Regions from separate parts of the Homo sapiens genome. Here region 2 is linked to region 1. A link is an interaction called in ENCODE POLR2A ChIA-PET data of the cell type or tissue named here. Cell type or tissue: PC-3. All regions are shown on one strand. Links, peaks and the distances in the headings refer to the core of each region. The heading gives the core; the rest is flanking DNA.

Region 1 (5,000 bases), core at 1-5,000:
GATGCATTTGGAAACCTCAGATTAATCTGTGTGATGTATATATAATCCTGCAAATAATCCTGTAATAATCACCTACTATCATACCACAGAGAGACCAAATCTAAACACACACAAGCTTTGTGTGATAGAAATAAAATGAAATCCTAATAAAAGCCAGGATGATCTTGTGGGCAGTGGGGTCTGGTTCAGTCCCTGGCTAAGGGAGTGGGAACCAGTTTCCACCATTCTAAAGAGTGCAGCTGAAGGACAAAGAGCCTTCTGGGCAGGATGCTCACTCTTTTCTGCTGCCCATGAAAAGAGAAGAGCTGTAGAAAAAATTTCTTTTTATAGTTACTAACTTTTCATAAGTGCAAAATCGATTCAATATTTTCACTGCCAAAAGCAAAGATACCAAAATCCATTTACCCATTTTATTTTCATTTAACTGGAGTTTCTCATGGCCTGTGGCAACCATTTGCAAAACATGAACTTGCTATGGGAGTTAACTGACTTACTTAAAAAATTTTGGTATATGTTCAAGATTGTTTTCTTCCATATATCGTCTCCGAGATCTCTGGAGTTCCTCTACTCTTTGCTTCTCTGATGCTGCAGCTTCTAAATTTCCTTCTTCCAAAAATCTAAGCAGAAAGCAGTTGATATTTTAACATATTATCCTCTTTTCTGGGGGAAAAAAAACCTCATTTGCACAAAATTGTTTTCTAATTGCTATGAACATAAAATACCGCACAGTAACGGACGGAGTCTTGCTCTGTCGCCAGGCTGGAGTGCAGTGGTGTGATCTCAGCTCACTGCAACCTCTGCCTCCCAGGATTTACATATTTTCTATGTACATGAACTGAATTATTATAATCAGCAATATCAGTGAAAGGTGGGTGGTTTGGCCTTGAAGACTTTTCTATGCTGTCTAGGGTTCTATAACTTGAGATTTTCAGGACAACTGCAGAGTCCAGGGTGAGAAGAGCGTGAAGTCATAGCCATGTTCCTTTTCTATATTATCAGAAAGCTTTTGCTAAAAGGCCATAGAATGGAGGATGGTAACTGGCTATTCTCCGTCTATTTTGAGAACAGGCTGAGAGGGAAGGAGCTTTCCTGTTTTACTGGAGAGGGCAAAACTGATGAGAAAAGAAAAGGTAATGGGGAAAATTACAAAAGGCCACAGAATGTGAAATGAATAGTAAATGAAATTCAGAAAAGGAACACTGAAATAGAATTGAGAAGGAAAAAGCAGACTGAATGGTGACTTACAAATGCTTACATTTCAAAATGAGAGCAAAGAACAGGAATATAATATGCTATACATTGTACAGGAAGTTTATTAATAAATTTGAATGTCAAATAGCAAGACAACATGTTCTAGAGAGAGAGGGCAAAATAGAAGAGAATTAAATAGTGGAACATTCAAAACTGAGAGCATTTTGGCAGATGGCAGATAAAGCCACAAATACATGGGAAACAGAAAATTGATCTTGAGTGGAATTTGTATGGCATATAGAATTTTTGGGAAAAGTAAAATGAATTCCATAGGAATGGACATCATGAGTTCAGAGCTACATAAGAATAAAAAACTAAGAATCAGAAGGTATTAAAGGTACTGTATTTTGAGTATATCTCATACTCTGTGGGATCAAAACCACATTGGGCAAATTGCAGACTTGCACTCAAAGCATTTCTGAGTTCCCCTGTAACTTATCCTATTATTCTTCAGTTTAAAAGATACTCCATGTTACAGAGTTATAGAAGTAAAAAGGTCAGAAACACTGGGTGAGGACTGATTATATATTTAAGAAAGAGTTCACAAATTTACAGACCTTTGGTAAATTTTAGGGGGAGGGAGAAACTTTGTTAAAAAATATCTCTGTTATCTTATCTTCTGTGGGGAACTATGTGCTGAGATAATCTGTTATGATCATTCTATGAATACTGCTTTTCCTGGCATAGAAAACTCAAATATTGCTGAGTGAATAAGGGAATGGAGAAAGGATTGAATAAAAATACATGATGGTAGTAAAAATAAGTCACAATGACCTCTAAAGCCCCAAGCCATAATAGTCTGCCTTTTTTTTTTTTTTTTGCCAGGGTCTCTCTCTGTTGCCCTGGCTGGAGTACAATGGTACAATCATAGCTCACTGTGGCCTCAACATCCTAGGCTCGAGCGATCCTCCCACGTCAGCCTCCCTAGTAGCTGGGACTTTAGGCATGCCCCACCACACCCAGCTAATTTTTAATTCTTTTTTTTTAGAGATATAGAGTCTCACTATATTGTCCAGGCTGGTCTTGAATTCCTGACCTCAAGTGATCTTCCCTCCTCAGCCTTCTAAAGTGCTGGGATTATAGGCATGAGCTACTGCACCCAGCCATAGTCTGCATATTAAATACCACTGCCATCCTCACCTTTGATCTGGCCGGAACCGGGCGTCTGTTGGTGGAAGGAGATCTTTTAGTACTGGATCTAACTCATTGAGCTCAATAGCAAACCTTGTGAAGCCATAGTACAGCTCATAGTTTGTTGGCATGGAACCTGGAAAGAGGCCAATGAACCACTGTGAGAGGCAGAAGGTTTATGGAACTGGAAGAAGCTGACTTACCCTAGTACTTAGTACCTACACTAACACCAAATTTGTAGTCATAAACACAAGATTATAGATTTTTTCAAGTGAATTAAATTGGTGGTATTCCTAGGTAGGAAACTTTGTGTTGATGATCAGAATTGACAGATTCATATATTTAATACAATCCTGTCTTTCAAACAAAACTGCACATATAGTAGTCTTCATTAGCTAAACTACTCCATAATATTTCTCTTGAATATTCAATTGGTTAACTAAATACTATGGCAATTAACTATGAACATTAAGAGTACACCAGAAACACTTGTTTGCTTCCTTTTAGAAAAGAAAAATATGCAGACCTAAATTAATATTTTTTGCCACTTTTTAACTAAACTTGAAGGCAGGATCTTTGTATGTCTTGCTCATTGACGTATCCCGAGCTCCTGGAATAAAGCCTGATGTACAGCCAGCACTCAATAAATAGTTGCGGAATGAATAAGCTAGCCACTCTACTAGCGGGAAATTTAAATACTCATTGATGTCTCTTAGGAAACTAACAACTAATTTTAGTTAGGGATTAACTGACAAAATTCCAGTGACAATAAATGTCATGTGGATACTTGTTCCATTTATACTTGATATTCAATCATAAGCTAATGTGTTATCAGAACTCTTTTGATGTCTTTTATTAAATGTCAACATATTGCTGTCTCTTGAGGCTCAAGTGAAAAGATTACTTATTCTGGTGAGTTATTGAATTTGTGGATTACAAATGTTTGTAGTCTTTGTTTTATTAAAGCAGAGAATAAATAACATGAGTAAGGTTTTAAGTTTGTATACTTCAATTATCTAAAGTCTTTAATAAATATACCTAGCTTTTCAAATGTAGGCATTACACTTTGAGCAATTTTTCATGAAGCCCAATCTCTGACTGCCTGTCAGAGATTTGGCCTACATTCTTTATTATGAAATATCAAATATTGGGGCTTATGTATAACTTCTATGTTAAGTATGAATGTAACTATAATTGCCATAAGCATCTACGCTTTTAATCTCACTCTTAAAGGAAACATAATGTGAGTTGCATAAGATGACCTGATGTTCTCTTCCCTTCTGTTGTCCATAGTGCCCTCCTGTTGGCAGAACACTCAGGCCACTCTCACCTGGTCTCCAAATGCACTTTGCAGAGGGGGCCACACCACAGTAGAGTCCTTCATGCCACTTTCCAAACAGCCGGTACACCGCCTTCCCCTCCTGATCTATCACCACCCCCTGGACTTCATTCATGTTAGAATTCCAATAATTCACCTGGAAAAACCAAACCCCAATTGTGACATTTGATGGCTTTAATAACATCATTCCCTGTATTTTCCATATAGAAAAATTTCTTAGCCTTGAAGTCCCTTATTCAAACCATTTTCAGAAATACAGAAATCTCAAAACGTTTTATATGGAGGGCTGGCTTTCTAAGAGTTAGCTTAACTTTCAAGAAAGGGATGGTCTCTATTCCACGCATAACATGGTAGTATATCACAGAGAAGGCTCAGCTTCTATCCCAAGAACCTAATATTAATTTCTAAGCTAGCAATTTTTTTTCCTCTTGTTTTGAATTTTCCTCTTGCTCATGGATTTTAATAAATTTCAATTGGCCATGCTGCAGAAATTGTTTGTGAAATAATTTTCATAGTATCTATAAATGGCCAAATTTTATGAGGAGGGCCCTCAAGTGGCCCTTCCAGCCATACTCCTTCCCAAGGGATAAGAAGTCTATGGGAGTTTGCCTACCCCATGATTCCCCTTCCAGATCAGGCCCCAAGTATACAGGACCCTAGAATTCCTTGTCCAAGTAGCTCCAAGGTTATTCCACAGCTGGCAAGGCCCTTTTCCTTGGATTCATGCACCCAAGGGCAGACCACCCACCAGCGTGTGCACCTTTAGGTCTGAAGAGTGGCCAAGGGTGGTTGTTTGTGGGGGTGTGAACAGAGCTTAGATGTGTGGGCTGGCCTGCCTGTATATGTGTGTATGAGGCCCCTTGCAGTCAAAACAGAGCCAGAGGTGGGAAGAAAGTAGGGAAGGCCGTGGGCCAGGACTGGCTGTCCTACATTGCCAGGGTTACAGCACAGAGTTCTGAAGGGTCCAACCTGGCCTCACAGGCTTTGTTATAAAAAGTGTATTTGTCAAGGCAAAGAAATAGAGCATATTCTATTTTATAGCTTACAGACTTGATTTACATATTTTAGTTAATTATACAGGCTCTGCAAGTGTTAGAGACAGGACTGCACTGCAGCTTCTCATAGCCTACAAAGCCAAATGTACATATTTACATCATCACCCAGCCAGAGCACATAGTGATCTTGGCTCTTCAGTTCTAGGTACCTTACGAGTCTCTAAGAAAAAAGGTAGTGAAAACATTTTGGGCTAAAATAAAGACACTCAATTAAAATAAATACA
Region 2 (8,786 bases), core at 1,431-6,430, 840 kb before region 1:
AGACTTATAGAAAAATTGCAAAGATAATTCAAAGAATTACTGTATAGGTTTCACTCCACATTCTCCTAATATTAACTTTTTACCATATTTGGTTTCATATTTTCATGAGACAGTATTTGTTTCTGAACCATTTGGGAGTAATTTGTAGACATTATGCCCCTTAGCCCCTAAATACTTATGTCCCTTTATTCCTAAGTATGTCTCCCTAAATAAGGATTTTTAAAAAATATATAACCACAATATAATCGTCAGTATCAGGAAGTTAACATTGATGCAGTACTCTATAGACTTTATTTAAATTTTGCAGTATTTCCTAATTTCCTTTTAAGTGAAAGAGAAACTGTTTCCCCTGGTTTAGGTTCCAGTTCAGGATTATATGTGTTACTTTTGGTTTTTCATGTCTCTTTAGGTTCCTTAATACAGAACACTTCCTCAGTCTTCCTTTGTGTTTCATAATATGACTTTTTTTTTTTTTTTTTAAAGAGATGAGATCTCACTATGTTGCCCAGGCTGGCCTTGAACTCCTGGCCTCAAGCAATCCTCCCACCTCAGCCTTCCAAAGTACTGGGATTACAGACAAAAGCCACTGTGCCCAGCTGATAAATGACATTTTTTAAAGAATTCCAGTCAGTTATTTTTTAGAAATATTTTTGCCATTTGAGTTTGTCTGCTATTTCCTCATGATTAGATTCAGGTTATGCGTTTCTGGCTGGAATACTACAGAAGTGATGTGTCTTCAGAATCTCTTGTCAGGACACCCATACTATTGTTTTGTTCCTTTACTGGTGATGTATACTCGTACTATTTTTAGTAGAGACGGGGTTTCACCATGTTGGCCAGGCTGGTCTCAAACTCCTGACCCCAAGTGATCTACCCGCCTCAGCCCCACAAAGTGCTGGGATTGCAGGTGTGAGCCACTGCGTCCGGCCTGAGCCTTTTCTTATATTCTGGCAATAAGTGTTTCAGAGTCATCTTGTACTTACCTTATCCAGCCTTGAAATCTGTCATATTTTCAAGCAGCCCTAATTCTTTTTAGTGTGAATGTTATTTAGAAATCAAGATCTGGGCACTCATGTTACTGAGAGATGTCTATTTATTTATTTATTTATTTAAAGGGATTTGCTTACATGATCATGGAGGCTGGTAAGTCTAATCTGCAGAGTCAGCAAGCAGGCTGGAGACCCAGAGAGAGCCGATGTTCTAGTTTGAAGGCCATCAGGCAGGAAGAGCTGATGTTGTGGAAGAGCTGATGTTGTAAATGAAGTCTGAAGGCAGTCCTGCTGGAGGAATGCCTCTTACTGAGAGTCAGTCTTTTTGTTCTACTCATGCTTTCAACTGATTTGATGAGGCCCACCTGCATTACGGAGGGCAAACTGATTTACTCTACCAGTTAAAATGTAAATCTTATCCAGAACACCCTTACAGAAAACAAGAAAATGTTTAACCAAATACCTGGACACACTGTGGCCCAGTCAAGTCAACACCTGAAATTACTGAAATTAACCATCAGAGCCCCCCAAGTGTACAGAGCCAGGGTAAGCATACACACATGCACACACACCAGGGCATGCATACACATACACACATGCACACATGCCAGGCCATGTGCACACACACGCATGCATGCATGCATGTATCCCTGTATCTATCTCTGTATAAAAACTATGAATACGATGGATGTGGTGGCTCATGCCTGTGATCCCAGCACTTTCAGATGCTGAGGCAGGTGGAGTAGTTGAGGTCAAGATTTTGAGACAAGCCTGGCCAACATGGTGAAACCCTGTCTCTACTAAAAATACAAAAATTAGCTGGGCACTGTGGTATGCGCCTCTAACCCCAGCTACTTGGGAGACTGAGGCAAGAGAATTGCTTGAACCCAGGAGGCAGAGGTTGCCGTGAGCTGAGATCCTGCCACTGCACTCCAGCCTGGGTGACAGAGCGAGACTCCATCTTAAAAAAACAAAAGCAAAAGCAAAAAAAAACTATGAAGACATATTCCTGTGCCAGCCATCATTACCGGTTTCATTCTAGCCTCCTTCTGCACTTTCCGTATTTGTAACTACCTTTAACAGTAGGAAGTCTGGTTTCTGTTGTTCACAGTATATTTACTTATTTGCTCAATCTTAGAATATACAAAAAGTAATTTAGAATTGCTAATCCTTAACACTATAAAAAGCAAACCCACTTACTGGAACTCAGTGTTTACTTACGGTTCTCTTTTGTTTACATCCTGAGAATACGTAGTAAAAATACTGTGTTCAAAAGTTACTTTGGTGGTTAGGTCTTCCTTTCTTCCTAAATTTTCCCTGAGTCATTTGAAATACCAATAGAGACATTTGTTTTGTTTGATTTCCATCTTAGAATTTTTTTGCTTTCTCATCTTTGTGGATCTCCATATTTCTTTGAGTATATTAAGCATTAACATGGTTCCAAAAGTCAGAACCATACAGAAAGCTATACACAGAAAAGTGTTGATCATACCTCCCATCTTTTCTACCACTTCTCCACTCATCTTCTCCATCCCTTATCCTCTGCTTCCTAGGCGATTATCCTGATTAGTTTCTCATGTATATAGTTCTTTTGGTTCTCTGTACACAAAATGGACAGATAAATGTATATCTTCTTTCCTATACAAAAAGTAGAACACTGCATATATTCTTTTGTATTTTGTTTTTCCGACTTAACAGTATATACTGGATATCTATATTTTATAATGATATAGAGATCTCTTTATTAATTTTTAGAGCTGCATAGTACTCCATTGTGTGGATCTACAGCTTGTTTATTCAATCACTTTCCCATTTGTGGACATTCAGGTTATTTCTGATTGTATTTTCCAATTATAAATGACACTGCAATAAATAATCTTTGTAATACGTGTTTTTATATTGTTGAAATGTGTCGTCTCCCTTGTCGCTTCTTACTTTGAATTTGTGCTTTCTCTTTTTTTTCTGGATTAACCTTGTTCATTTACTTAAAAAAATTCCAGGATTTTGATTTATGATGTGATTTTTAAAATTCTCCACCCAGCTGATTTATTTTGTCTTTATTATTTCTAGTCTCTGTTTTAGTTTAGTTTGTTCTTTTTGAATTATGAATTTACTATTGATATAAATGTTCAAAGCTACAGATTTTCCTCTGTTCAGGTTATTAAATATATAATTTTGTATCTTTTTTTGGAAAATGTATAATTTTGAGGTAGAATGCCATTTTTGTTTTTAGTTTTGTTAATATCTGGTTTTGTTAGAATTATGATCAGAGTGTTTGCATTATTACTACTTCATAAAATATACTGTTGCTTTTTAAATTACCTAATATGTGTGCACTTTTTTTGGTCAATATTGATGTCCATTTGAGAAGGAGGTACAGTTTTTATTATCAGGGTATGTAGTTTTCAGTTCAGTTTATAAGTGTTTTCAGTCTTACGTATTATTAAAGTTATGTTCCTATGTCTGTACATCCCTGTAGTTTCTGCTTTTTAAAAGTAGTTGCTATGTGATGATAGGCATACACGATGGTTATGTCTTCATGTGAATTGCAGCTTCTAACGTTAAACAGTGTTTCTCTGTGTCATATTTAAGGCTTTTTGATTTGAGTCTTCTTTAGTATCAAGATCATTACTCTTGCTTCCTTACTGTTTCTATTTGCTTTGTATGCCTTTGCTTATCCCTTTTTTTTTAAATTTTTTAAATTTTTTTTTTTTTTTAGCTTTTTGGTCTATACTGTTTTAGGTTATCTCTTGAATAAGCATTTATTAGGTATTTTTTAATAGCCAAATGAAAAAATTTTTAATGACTTATGTTTGATTTCAACTCTTATGTTATAAATACTGTGTACATTGTTCTATTTTTCTTTATTTCTCTATGATGTGCTTTCTTTGCCTTTTCATCTTTAAATTTCTTTTTTTTTGGATATTTAGGCTTTGCTGTTTGTTGTTGTAGCAGCTACTTGTATGTTTATGCCTTTTTTAAATGTCCTCATTTCTTTGTTTTCTTATTTAAGTTTATACTATCTATTATGTTGTTTTTAATGGTGTCCTATAATTCTTATCTATTGCTATTTCAACAAAAGTTTATTTTACATTTTTCTTTTTCTCTTTTTCCATTTTCTTCAGTTGCATTATGTCTGTTTCATCCTCAATCCTTAACTGCAACTTCGTTTTGCTCTTAGATCTACAATTAAATATATTAAAATTTCACCACCAGTTCTTTTGCTGAAGTTTACCTATTGGTTAGATATAGCTCAGCTTTTAGTGGATTTCTTAAGAAGAACTCATGGTGACCACAATTTTCCTTGAGTTCCTGCATATTAAAAATTGTTCTCCTGTAGCCTTAATATTGGTAGTACAGGTTGGGTGGAAATAAGTCCTTGGTTCACACTTTCCCTTTTTATAATGTGGCCTTGCTTTCTATATGTTTTGTTGTTTTGAGAAGTCTGATGCCAGTCTTAATTTTCTTGCCCCTGTAAGTTGCTTGAATCTTTTGTTTGGAATTCTTGGATCTTTCCCTTCTCATATTTTTAAAGTCTAATAGTTTTACTATAATATATTTTAGAATTGATTTTAACAGGTCAATTTTCCTTGCTACATTAGTGGGTTCTCTTAATATGTAGAATCAGATTTTTTTTGTTTCTGCAAATTTTTTTTTGGATTATAGTTTTAAATATTAATTCTGTTCTAATATTTTCTTTTTCTTCTGCAGGGACTTCAGTTACTCATATAATTATACCTTCTCTGTTTAGCTTCCATTTTACCAACTGTTCCTGTGATTATTTTTTTTACCGCGTTATCTCATTTTCATTCTCTTGGTTCTTTTCCTGTTTTCCTCAGTGCCTTTTATTAAGGTTTTACTCTATTTTTGAGCAGGAATTTAGTCCTCACCTTTTCTCTTATTTATTTATTTATTTTTGCCCATTCTATTTTCAGGTTTATATTTCTGATTTATGATGGTTTTCATACTCCTAAGTGCTTGTTTAAAGAGATACAATTCAGGCCGGGTGCAGTGGCTCATGTCTGTAATGCCAGAACTTTGGGAGGCTGAGGTGGGCAGATGGCTTGAGCCCAGGGGTTTGAGACCAGCCTGGGCAACATGACAAAACTCATTCTCTACAAAAAATACAAAAATTAGCCGGATATGGTGGTGTGTGCCTGTAGCCCCAGCTACTGAGGAGGTTGAGGTGGGAAGATCACTTGAGAGCCCAGGAGGTGGAGGTTGGGGTGAGCTGAGATCGCGCTACCGCATTCCACCCTGGGTGACAGAGTGAGACCCTGTCTCAAAAAAAAAAAAAAAAAAAAAAAAAAAAAAAAAAAAAAGAGATACAATCCAGTTTGGAATATTTATTAAAATCTTCTACTTTGTTGTTGGTTTTTTGGGGGTGCTTTTCATTAGCTTAATTGTCCTAACGTTATTTTTTATTTTAGAAATTTTATATAGATGAAGATTGCAACAACTATGTGTGACTATGAGCAGGGCTGTTGTTTTAGGGGGTTTTATGAGATTACTAATTCAGGAATGTCCTCTTCTGTCAGTGTAGCACAGTTTGGTTTGTTTGTTGGATGGCTTTTTTTCACCTTTTGAGGGAGAGGATTTTGTGTTTCTCAAGTAGGGTTGTGTGTGTGTGTGTGTGTGTGTGTGTGTGTGTGTATTTGAGTATATATATATATATATATATATATAAGTTCTTACAAAATCTTAAATTTCTTTATGTATATAAGAACCTTACAGAATCTGAAACTTTCTTTTTCGTTTCTTTTTTCATCATCTAATTTCCAAAAACACACATTATTTTCTTTTTACCGCCGTCCTTGTTTGTATTACTCAGGGCTCTCCAGAGAAATAGAAACAAAAGGATGGAGAGTTACATAGATATATATCTAAAAACATATGTATATCTATATCTAGAACGAGATTTTTTTGTAAGAAACTGGCTCATGTAATCACGGAGGCTGAGAAGTCCCACCATCTGCAAACTGGAGACCTGGGAAGACCTGTGGTGTAAATTCCAGTCAGTCTGAAGGCCTGAGGACTAGGAGCAACAATGGTGTAAGTTCCAGCCCAAGGGTAGGAGAAAACTGATGTTTCAAGCTATAAGGCAGATAGAGAGAATTCGGCCTTTTTCCCTCCTTTTGTTCTGTTTGGGCTCTTAACAAGTTGAATGATGCTCACTTACATTGGGGAAAGTAATGGCTTTACCTATTCCACAAATTCAAATGCTCGTCTTTTCCGTAAACACTGTAATGGACATAACCAGACATAATGTTTAACCAGATATTTGGGCATCTCATGGCCCAGTCAAGTTAACACGTGAAATTTACCATCACACCCTTGATGCATTACCTTATCAAGACTACCTCCTTGAATCCTCCCTGCACTTTTAAATCCCTTCCCTATAATTTTCTCTCATCTATGAGTGGTCTTCTTGAGGATTTTTTCACGTAGACTGGGCTTTCTTTTTCTGTGGATGATTTTAGTTTAATTTTAGGCTTTCTGTCCTTGCCTCCAGCCCCCACTTTGTGTTTGCAAAATTTTTCTCCCCCTAGATCTATCTGTCCTCTCTAATAGGTTAGGGGAAGAGCTTGATTAATATCTCCACTAGAATGGAGTTTATGTTTTCTACTTTACATAATTTGAAGTTAGTTTGTCTTGTATTAAAAGCGTGAAATTTGTATGGTTTTATTTGTTCTTCTTGTTAGTCTTTTTAGCTTTTGAAGGTTATATTGGAGGATTTGTATTTACATGGCCACTAACACCTTGATTAACCCATGAGTTATGAAACTTCATTTCAGTTGATAATTTTTTCCCTACTGAAACCAGAGTAGGTTACTTAGTGTGTCCGTATAATGCCAACGGCCTGGGTTAGCATTCAAGATGAAGCCTGTGTTCTTTCCTGATGTAGGATGAGTCCCTAGTTCTACAGTATGTGCCTTCATTAAAGACAGACCCCATTCCCACCACAGGCTTGTATCTTAAGGCAAAGTCATTGCAACATCTTTTCTGCCACTGTATTTGCAAGCCCTAAGATGGAACTCCTTTAACCTTCCATTACACACATGGACATATTTGTTAAAAAGGAGATATATAACTCCCCAAAATGTGAAATGTGTAATCGAGGTAAGAGGTATAATATTCAGGCCGGGAGTAGTGTTGAGGAACTTCCTCATCTGCAACACACACACATACACACATGCGTGCACAGACACAGACACATACATCCGTGACATATTTGATGTCTGTCATGTTATAGAGGCCGCCTGGTAACACACTAAATGACACTATACTTACACAGTGTGAGGGTCTGGGGACTATACATAGATTATTGTCTCAGTGATTGATAGATGGTAGATTCCTACGAGGGAAGGGATCATAAGGAGGCTGTTCAGGAAGGATGATTGTCTCACTTCTAGTTCTTTAAGCAGTGAGACCAATGTGAGTGGGCTTAAGCTAAAAGGGGGATTTAGTGGAATAATTTTGGCATATCACCCCATACCAAATGGCAGCCAGGTCCTCTTAAGGTACTGAAGCCAGGGTGAGTGGTAAAGTAGCTTGCTTAAGGTCACACACCTAATAAGCGGCAGAGTTCACATTTGATCCCAGTTCAGCCTGGTGCTAGCCTTAATCATGACACCCTGCTGCCTCTGCTCATTTTCCCCCCAAAATTTCTAGTAATGTCAAGAGCTCCACAGGCAGTGCAGAAGTCATTGAAAACCGGGAATTGCTACTTCGGTGCCTCCTACCTAAGCTTTGTACTAAAAGCAGTGAGACTTTAAGAAAGCTCTTTTAACCTTAAATCATTTTTTGTAAAGGAAACAATTATCATAGTTCCGTATTTTTAAATATTAGATTTTGTGTTGTGCTTTTTCTTTCAAAAAATACTATTTGTTCAAATAGCTGTTTTAGAGTATAGTGATAGTGGATGGCAAAAATTTTGTTACCTCAATTCTTAGAAATACTTGCTAGCAAAAACTCTTATTTTTGACTGTCCAGAGGAATCCCAAAATTTTCTCTGTGCTTCTTTTGTGGATGGTATCAGATAATCTGCCAAGTGAGAGGTTAGTGGCAGTCAGGAGCCATCTAAATATTTTGAGAATGTACTAGGAACTGAAAAGGTTTCATAGATAACTAAAGTGAGAAAGTGAGGTGGGGGGTAATAGTGAATATTGTAATAAAAGTTAAGATGTAATTTTATAAAATGGAAACATCTGCATGTTAAATAGTGACTTTTTCCAAGTTTTGAAATATAGATAATGAAAACTCACTTAGGCTGTAAAAGTAGTAAAGTCAAGTAAGCCATTTCTGAAGCCAGAAGTTGGAGTTGACTCAGCATAAAGAAGGCTTTATAAAGTGCCCCTCTTCATTCATAATCCTAATGGGCCAGGTCTCAGAATATTTCAGTAAATGTCCCTGAACTATGTAATTTAACATTCTGCTCAAAGTAGATAATGCTCTATTCATAGTTCTTTGGCAAGTTGAAAATTATCTAAGCTTGTTTTCTCCTTCCTTTTTCTCCTGCTTCCTCTGTATTCTGCTAAGTGGCACCTAACTGAGAAAGCTGGCAGGATCATTATTCAACAAATATTTATTGCGCATTGGCTATCTGCCAGGCACTGTCCTAGGCAAACAAATAGACACATTCAAATGACATAGCCAACATCTATTTTAGATTTCAGAAATAACTATTTTGGTTTTATTGACTATATATGTAAAATAGATTGTTATTAAATTTGGGTATGCTCTTTAGTGTTAATATGCATCATGCCCAAAATCTTTGGAATCTGTTTCTTTTCTGAG

The links. Peaks named below come from ENCODE experiments on the same cell type or tissue, not always from the same donor. Only the 100,000 strongest peaks of a DNase experiment are listed, where the experiment ranks them.
Region 2: POLR2A ChIA-PET joins it to region 1 with 5 read pairs; 1 of 35 experiments calls an interaction of 5 or more read pairs at or near these places.

The regions. Positions count from the first base shown.
Region 1 is chr2:178,389,930-178,394,929 of GRCh38, reverse strand. OSBPL6 (oxysterol binding protein like 6) reads right to left here. Exons shown (of 25, transcript NM_032523.4): 22 at 3,713-3,857; 23 at 2,392-2,518; 24 at 495-617. Among named protein-coding and RNA genes, the nearest start is that of CHROMR, 21 kb to the left of the region's middle. In PC-3, for the core only: no CTCF peak of the experiment used is centred there; a DNase peak (open chromatin) is centred at 2,519; H3K27ac peaks cover 1,343 bases.
Region 2 is chr2:179,226,639-179,235,424 of GRCh38, reverse strand. The region is part of intron 1 of SESTD1 (SEC14 and spectrin domain containing 1); the gene reads left to right. Among named protein-coding and RNA genes, the nearest start is that of SESTD1, 34 kb to the left of the region's middle. In PC-3, for the core only: no CTCF peak of the experiment used is centred there; no DNase peak of the experiment used is centred there; H3K4me3 peaks cover 1,086 bases; H3K27ac peaks cover 1,559 bases.